3 separate regions of the Homo sapiens genome follow, and regions 2 and 3 are each linked to region 1. The links are chromatin contacts, found by Hi-C in ENCODE. All regions are on one chromosome and are shown on one strand. The core of a region is the stretch at or near the end of the contact, and the rest is flanking DNA. Distances in the headings are between cores, read along the strand shown.

Region 1 (2,700 bases), core at 192-2,691:
TTAACTTCCACTGTGTCTACCAAATCAATACCCAGGTCTTGACAGTTCTCACGATCTGTTGTTCTAATTCCAATATCCAGCCGACAAGCATCCTGGACGAAAATCACAAAATCGTAACGACATCATGTATAAAACCATACTGCCTACTCTGAATTAGACCCCAACCTGGCAATCTTTTGGTTCATTTTTATAAACTTCTTATCATGTTCCTGAGAGCAAGTATTCAAAATCTTCTAGGTTCTTTTACGTTATCAAACATGGCTTTGGTCCGTCACTTTCAGCTGAATCCCTTGGATCTAATTAATGAGGTCAATATCTTTGATCTGTTACAGAGATATAAGGTGAAGAAGTCAGACTTGTAATTATTTAGCACGTCAAATTCACCTTAATATACAGATTCTTAGACCCTCTTCCCCTCCCCCAAAGATTCCAACTCAATAGATCTGGTGAAAACCAGGAATCTGTAAACGCCCAGTAATTCAGAAGCAAACGTAAGAGATCAAATTCTGAGAAACAATGTGTTTCTCTGAGAAAGAGAGGAACGGGATTCATTCTGTAATGACAGGACAAATTCATGTACCATTCAAAACGTCTTTCACAACTAGGACTCATATTTATTATTTACGTTTACAGACTTATTATACTTGTAGCCCTACGCCCAAGGCTCTATCATCATTTACAATCCAGTCACTTCCTCAAACAAATGTATTTGCTCCGTTCTCTGCCTTTTCTCAAAATGTTCACTTTCCTTCCACTTAGAAGGCCCCCTCCGCTTTCTTCCGCAAAATTCAGGATCCAAGATAAATATCACCTCTATGCTGAGTCTTTCCGTACAGGACCCTCCCCAACTCACCTGCAGTAACTTAATACATAACTCTACCATTAAGCAATACGGAACACTTCCATCAACCTCTACACTTTAGTATGGACCTTAGTGTAATGCCTGACAGGGTATACACTCAACAAAGTTTACTGGATTCAAGAATTTGGCCCAAGTACATGAGTGGCCAAACAGCCCTCACAGACATCCAAGATTCCTGGTAGGCGCTAGCTGGGATCGCTCCTGAAGTTCCTCGCTGCCAACGCCACCCAAGGGTGGCGTGGTGGCCAGCGCCGCTCGGAAGACGGGCAAGGAGAAACCCCCGAAGCGGAACGTTGAGAACGGAGGCCCAGTTAAGCCACCCTCCCAGGGGAACAACGGGAGGAACCCGGGCCAAACACGGCAGACGCAGAAGCACCCAGCACCGAGCCGCCGCGCCCAGGAACCGCGGGAGCTAGGCTGAAGCAAGAACTGGTGTCGACCGCCTTACCTTGCAATCGTTGCGGACGAACATCATGCCGTGTCCAGGATAGATGGGCCCCGAACAGAAATAACACTTTTCGATACGCATGTTGAACCCGCGTGTAACCCCACCAAACAAACGCCAAGCTTGAGAGGAAGTGATGCAACCCCGTCACCGGAAGTTACCTTCTTCCCCCTTCCCCGACCGGAAAAAGGCAAGCGTCCTTCGTTCTCGCGGGTCTGTTAGACCAGATGCGAACACGACTGTGCCTCCGGCGGCCGTGTGGTCAAATGCGCTGCCGTTTGACGCAGGCGCAGAGCTGCAGACTAGACCTGTTCGCTGTTACTTTGGGGAAATGTGGTTCTGCGCCACCTTGTGAACTTGCTCTCACAGCGCCTAGTTTTTTCTCTCTGTGTGTCGGCATTTATGCAAGTATTATGTATCTTTGGTTTGTGCTTTGCCTCGGAGTGCTCTCGAGAGCACTCTCTTAACTCATTTGTCTACTGCCTGCCCTAGACCAGCCCTCGATTCTCGTCCCACAGTGATTTGCAGGGTGTAAGCGGCGAAGACCCTGCAATCCAGCGTTGCTTCGAACATTGCAATGAAAACGGTTGAGTTGCTGATGCTCCAAGGACTTTACCAGCAATTTTTTTAAATATAAAATCGTGTTATCCGCCTCCCCCCCATTTTAATTAATATGCATATGTAGTAAACAAATATTTTCGCCGGAAACTACGACTCCCTCCCTAGACCTGCGGTCTTCCTCCCCAGGGGCAAAACAGTTCCATTTATTACCTGCCAGAGCTTTTCTGTGCATAGGCAAACATGTATATTTGTGTGTTTGCCTGTCTCTACGTCCTCTTCTTTATAATACTAGTTAATATGCTATTTACTCTTTTCTGCATCTTGCTGTTACCTTGTATCCCTTCATTGGAATGTGAGCTCCATGAGGGGCAGGGATTTCAGTTCGTTTGGTTTACAACTACATCCCAGTATCTAGAACAGTCCCTGGCACATAATAGGCATTTGATACATATTTTACTGTAAAAGGGTATTTAACATTCTTTTTCATATATATATGCCATTGTATGAAAGTATTTTAATTGGTCACTAATCGATGGGCATTCTTATCTTTTGATATAATAAGTATCTGTTGGTACGCTTTTTCAGGAGAGGGTTTATGTAGAACTGCTGGATCAGAGGAGCTGGATATAGATAAATAGTTTTAAAATTTGGCAGATAATACTAAATTGCCTTCCAAAAGTTTTTACCAATTAACACTCAGCATCAACAAATAAGATGTCTGTTTCACTACCCCGCTGTGAAAAGTGATCTTTGCCAACCTGAGATGAAAATTTATCTTATTATTATTTCAACTTGAATTTAATTACAAATGATGTTAAGAATCTTTCACAAT
Region 2 (2,921 bases), core at 336-2,835, 3.2 Mb before region 1:
CCCTTACTATTGTAAGCCAACTTTGCATTATCCACAGGAAGTCAGCAGTGACACTGGATTAAATGCTCCTTGAGGGAAGGCACAGTGCTTGGTATTTATTCTCCCACCTTCTCTGGGTGATCAGACATTGATGGAAAAGGAAGGTAAACGAGTTCTCAAAGAGTGAGAGGAAAAATGTCCTGAGGATCAGAGGAGAGCCTAGAGCAGAGGCAGTGGGGCTGAAGGTACGAGCTCTCGTTGCAGAAGCTGGAAATTCTGCGGTTGGAACAAGTCTCCCCTTTCTCTTGGTTTTTTTCACTCATTACCTCTTCTTCACACCTGGTACTCAGCTGACGTTGTTTTAAATATTAAAAAATATAAAGCATTCAAGCTCACCCCAACCACTTAACTTCATTACTCTGTGATTTTTTTTTTTGAGACAGAGTTTCGCCCTTTCGCCCAGGCTGGAGTGTCCTGGCGCGATCTCGGCTCACTGCAACCCCCCGCGGGGTTCAAGCTATTCTCCTGCCTCAGCCTCCCGAGTAGCTGGGATTACAGGTGTGAGCCACCACACCCGGCTACTTTTTGTATTTTTAGTGGAGACGGGGCTTTCACCATGTTGGCCATGCTGGTCTCGAACTCCTGGCCTCAGGTGATCTGCCCGTCTCGGCCTCCCAAAGTGCTAGGATTACAGGCGTGAACCACCACGCCTGGCCCTTTGTGATCTTTTTGAAGTGGTCTTTGCCTCTTTCTTGAAGATGCCCATAATAATGACTAGAAGGGCTATTCTATGTCTGGTTCTCAGCAAGATGGTGATGAAGTCATTGAAAAAATATGCTGACCTGCGTCTCTAATTTCATAAATACTTAAATTTCACATAAACACTGAAAAGGCTCCTTGGACTCAATAAGCCATGATAAGTAATGTAAGTTTGCTTTTAGCCAAGTGGGCCCAAGAAGGCACCCATCCACCTTTCTACGTTTCATAGTGCATCCCTTCCCAAATTCAAATTGTCCTATCCCAGTTCCTGCAACAAGCCAGGTACTCTGGCCTCCCAGTCTTTGCTCACAGAAACACCCTCCCCACCTCCTGGTTATATCCGCTCCTCCGGGATCCAGCTGAAAGGCCACCTTGGCGACCACTCCTGAAAGCCTTCCTCCATACTCTGGCAGAATGAATGACCTTAGTATTGGCCTCTAACGCGTCTGTCTTGTGCTCGGGCTGTCGCCTTCCAGCCAATCCATCTTAAGGTCCACCCTTCCTGGAGACTGAGGCCTCTTCCTCTCGGATTGCCCAGTGCCTTGCACGTAGTAGGTGCTTAGTAAACGCTGGCACTGGGTTTGGTCACTTTGTTCCCTTAATGCCAGGGCAGGTAGTAGAGCAAACGGCCCCAGCTGTCTTCCTCCCTGCCCGCCCGCAGGCAAAGCCCCCAGGAGACGCCGGACGAGCCGCGTGCCTTTCCCACCGCCTCCGCGGCGCGCGCAGCCCAGTCACGGGCGCTGGAAATTCCGGCGCGTGCGGGTGCGCTGGGCAGGGCGGGGGCGGGAGAACCCGTGGAGTGAGCCTGTGACGTGAGGGGGCGTGGCACCGCGAAGCCCCGCCCCCTCTTCCTCGCCCTCTCTCGCGGGTCGGGGTTACATGGCGGCGACTGCGGCAAAGCGAGAGCCTCGGAGACGCCGCTGCCGCCAGCACAGCCGGAGACCTGAGCCGACACTGGGGGCAGTCCGCGAGCCCCGCACTCTCTCGATGAGTCGGAGAAGTCCCGTGAGTGTGTGTGTGTACGTGTGCGGGGTGCGCCGGCGGGGCGGCTCGGGAGGGCGCCGCGGCGGGCCCGGCGGCGGCGGCGGCGGCGGCGACGGCGGAGCCGGCTCCCTCCTCCATTGTGTGTGACCCTCCGGCGGCTGCCGCTCAACAAAGGCGTTTTTGTTCGGTCTGCCGCCCGCCCCCTGCTCGCCCGCCTGCCCGCCCGCTCGGGCCTGGCCGGCGCGTCCCCGCGCGGGCGGGCGGGCGGCGGGCTGGGGTCCCCGCGTGGGGCCGGCCAGGCGGCCAGCGCGCCCCTCCCACCCGGCACGCCCCTCGCCGGTCGCCCTGCCAGGCCGCGCCCGCTCCCTGGCCCCGCACGCCTGCTGCCGTCCCGCCGCCTGCGCCTGGCTCCGCGGGTTCGAAACCCAGCCGGACCGGACCGGAGGGCGGGCGAGCGAGGGGCGGCGGCCCGGGGAACATGAGGTGGCGTGGAGTCTCGCCTTACTGGCACGCTGCCTTTCGAAATGCTCCCGCGTCTCCTCCCCCATCCCACCCGGTGACTCGGCCTCAGCTGACTCCGGCCGGGCAAAGTCTCCAGTGGCGTAGCGCGCAGCGCTCACCCGGCTCGTCTCAGAGCCCTGAAGTCCGCCCAAGTTTTGAGTCTTGCCATGAATGAGGTACTGAAAACTCGGAGACGAAATTCCTAATTTCCTCCCTCGGCCCTACAGTCTTTCCTTAGCTTCTTTCGGGACCTTAAGTGGTGGTCTGTAAAAGTGCCCAAATGAAAGCTTGTTTTGTCGGTTCACCAAAAAGGGCCTTGTCACTTTGCTGTGCATTTTAGTCCGCCTTGTGAGTTGTGTCGAAAAGTAAAGGTGTTTTGGCATCCTTTTGTTTCTTGGCGAGTGTAGGACCCAACCGGTTTAGGTGTTAGGGGGATCTCTGTGCAGCGGGAGCTTCTTGATTCCTTTCCTGTTTTATTTTTTCTTTTGCTTGTTCATTGGAAAAGGTCCAGTGAAAGGGACTGGTGAGTTGGAATTAGAAGCCTACTTGTATTAACGGCAGAATTCGTGTTCATTGCTAAAGATGCAGTCTCAGTAATGACTTTTTTTTTTTTAACGGATACAGATGATTTGTCAAGGGGAAAAATTAACACGCCATACAATGAAGAGCAAGCAGCTTCAGAGTAATTTTCTGATGGC
Region 3 (2,802 bases), core at 279-2,778, 4.4 Mb before region 1:
CAAATGAAAATGAATGCAAAAACACTTTGAAAAGTTTTATATCTAGGTTATAGTTTTGCATACATCTACATACTATCTGAATATCTTTTGGACATAAGTATTATCTGTCTGATTACACAGTAAACACCTTAAAGACTCCGACTAACACTGCTACTTTGTTGCTCTTTTTATATCGAACTCCCCTCCCCCAGCAATTTTTAGATACATTCTCTCAGGTTCCTGATGTTGCCTGTCAAAGTTATGAATACACCAAAAGGCACTTACTTTTTGGCTTAGATTTTGGTTTTTCAATAAATATTAAAGACACTTTTGTATTCACTAATACTAACCCCTTAAACTGGAGAGTCAGCAAAACAGTCTTTCAAAGAAATCACACATTCTAATAGAACGAAACAAGCTTACACGACACCAATTCTGTAATAAATAACATGCGTAAGTTTCCAACCTGAAACTCCCTAAGTAAAAGTCACTAGAAACAAAAACTGAAACACCGGGTTCCTGACACCCCACTCCCACACTGAAGCTCGAATTACTTGAGGCTGAATTTTAAAACACTATTACTTCTCTGTGACTATGAAAACAAATCTATGAACACATATTTCTTACTTACATTTAACCGACGCTCCCCACCCATCCCTTTAAATTAGGCAGAAAACTGAAAACCACTAAAAGCATTACATTTTGGTGTCTTCTTTTAAAAGTTATTTTAAATTACTGCTATTAAAACCCCCCCTCCAAAAAAAAAAAACCCTCATAACAGAATCAAATGAGCCCTAAGGCGAAGCAGGAGCTACAGTGGGGGAAGGGAATTTTAAAAAGACATCCGTGTTAGTGCAATTAAAGTGCAGTCCTCGAACCGCTAAACATACTGGCGCCTTGTATAATTTTTTTTTCTTCCCAAGGGTAAAAAGCGGTAAGAAAGGCTTAGACAATAAAACCCAGAGGTCAATTTTAAATATGCTGGGACAGTGAGCAACTATCGAGAAGCATCAAGGTCAACGCAACCTAAGGGGCTCCTCTGATCTTTTTGCGGTAGGTATTTCGCCAGACTTCAATGGGCGGGAACCGAGTGGGGGGCGGGAAAGTTGGGGGAAAGAGGGTGGAAAAGAGGAGGGTGGAAGGAAAGAGATGAGTAATGGAAAGAGGAGGGGAGGAAAGAGGAGTGCGAGAGCAGGCCGCGGAGGTGCGGGCAGAGGGGAGGCCGGGCGAGGAGTAGGGGAAGGGAGCCCCGGCCTTGGCCCCGGCCCCGCCCAGCCCCTGGGAGGCCTGCGCGCCTTCCCGCCCCCTTACCAGCTGGAGCAGGAAGCCCCAGAGTAGGGCGGCCCCGGCAGGGGACAGCCGCCGCTGCGGCCCCATCGGACTGGTGGGTGCCGGGTGGGACGGCACGGTGCGGCGCAGCTCACTCGGCGGGGTAGGCTCGGAGTCCCGCCGCTGCGCTGCCTCCGTGGCCGGACCGGACCGGACAGGCGCGGGCGGCCGGGCTACGACTGGACCGCCGCTGCTACAGCGGCCGCCACAGCAGCGCGACTTCCTCTTCCGGCCCCGCCCGTAAGATGCGGAAACCCCCGCGCCGGGCTCGGAGAGTCCCAGCGCTCTCCCGGTATCCAGGCGTCCCGGCGTCCCGGCGCTACGAGGCCACCGGCTGCGGGTCTGAGCCTGTCGCTTTCCGGCTGCCCGACTTTAACTCACACCGAAGCCTGGCGGGAGAACGGATTTCTCAAGGCTCGGAAGTGTCTGAGCGTCTGCTCGGTTCCCCAGTAACTACCCGAGTGTTGCATGCAGCCAGAAATCTAAGGGTCACCCTAATTCATCTGCCTGTCATTTGTTCCTGGCCACTCTGACTCACCACATAACCCAGATCCATCCACTTTCTCCAGAACTGCTGCCACCACTCTATCCAGGCCACCAACTTCCCTCTCCTCCAAACGGGTCTCAGTTTCCCCTCCGGACAGCCCAGTAGCCACATAACAGTCCCAGAGCCATCTTTCAAAACATATAAGTCAGATCATGTCTCTCTCTATCACACTTGGAATAAAATAAAAACTTGGCCGGGTGTGATGGCTCACACCTGTAATACCAGCATTTGGATGGCCGAGGTGGGCGGATCACAAGGTCAAGAAATCGAGACCATCCTGGCCAACATGGTGGAACCAAGTCTGTACTAAAAATACAAAAAATTAGCTGGGCGTGGTGGCACGCACCTGTCGTCCCAGCTACTCGGGAGGCGGAGGCAGTAGAATCGCTTGAACCGGGTAGGCGGAGGTTGCAGTGAGCCGAGATTGTGCCACTGCACTCCAACCTGGGCGACAGAGCGAGACTCGGTCTCCAAAAAAAAAAAAAAAAAAAAATCAAAACTCTACTCTAGCCTGCAAAGGTAAATCTGGCCCCTGCCTTCCTGTCTCCCCATCTTCACTACTTTCCCACACTTTAAGGCGCACGGACCTTTGGCCCTCCCGGCCTTTGCTCTGGTGGGCCGCCCGGACTTTGCTCTGGTAGTCCTCCCTGCTGGAGTGCTCTTCTCTCCAAAGCTCAGAATGCCTGCCTTGTTGACATTCACTTATCAGCTTCAATGTCGCTTCCCCAGACGGGACTTCCTGACATACCCAATCTAAAGTACCTGTCCAGTCACTTTCTTTTCTTTTCCTTTCTCTTTTTTTTTTTTTTTTTTTTTTGAGACGGAGTTTCGCTTTTCTTGCCCAGGCCGGAGTGCGATGGTGCAATCTCGGCACACTGCAACCTCCGCCTCCCAGGTTCAAGCAATTCTCCTGCCTCAGCCTCCCCAGTAGCTGGGATTACAGGCGC

The links. Hi-C counts contacts between places; a loop is a spot of excess contacts on that map. Pooled maps may share reads with other maps.
Region 2: a loop to region 1 is called in a pooled map, with 11 times the contacts of the local background. The contact joins the promoter of MAPK6 here to the promoter of RSL24D1 in region 1. A Hi-C loop is called at or near these places in 8 of 50 pooled maps.
Region 3: a loop to region 1 is called in a pooled map, with 27 times the contacts of the local background. The contact joins the promoter of SPPL2A here to the promoter of RSL24D1 in region 1. A Hi-C loop is called at or near these places in 8 of 50 pooled maps.

The regions. Positions count from the first base shown.
Region 1 is chr15:55,195,500-55,198,199 of GRCh38, forward strand. It overlaps RSL24D1 (ribosomal L24 domain containing 1), which reads right to left and starts at 1,442. Exons shown (of 6, transcript NM_016304.3): 1 at 1,311-1,442. The coding sequence starts at 1,391. RefSeq lists enhancers at 562-1,453, 1,247-1,406.
Region 2 is chr15:52,017,634-52,020,554 of GRCh38, forward strand. MAPK6 (mitogen-activated protein kinase 6) reads left to right here and starts at 1,586. Exons shown (of 6, transcript NM_002748.4): 1 at 1,586-1,743. It overlaps MAPK6-DT (MAPK6 divergent transcript), which reads right to left and starts at 1,462. Exons shown (of 2, transcript NR_156732.1): 1 at 1,066-1,462. RefSeq lists enhancers at 1,187-1,256, 2,597-2,646 and silencers at 1,427-1,536, 1,837-2,346.
Region 3 is chr15:50,764,178-50,766,979 of GRCh38, forward strand. SPPL2A (signal peptide peptidase like 2A) reads right to left here and starts at 1,529. Exons shown (of 15, transcript NM_032802.4): 1 at 1,291-1,529. The coding sequence starts at 1,356. RefSeq lists a silencer at 1,104-1,563.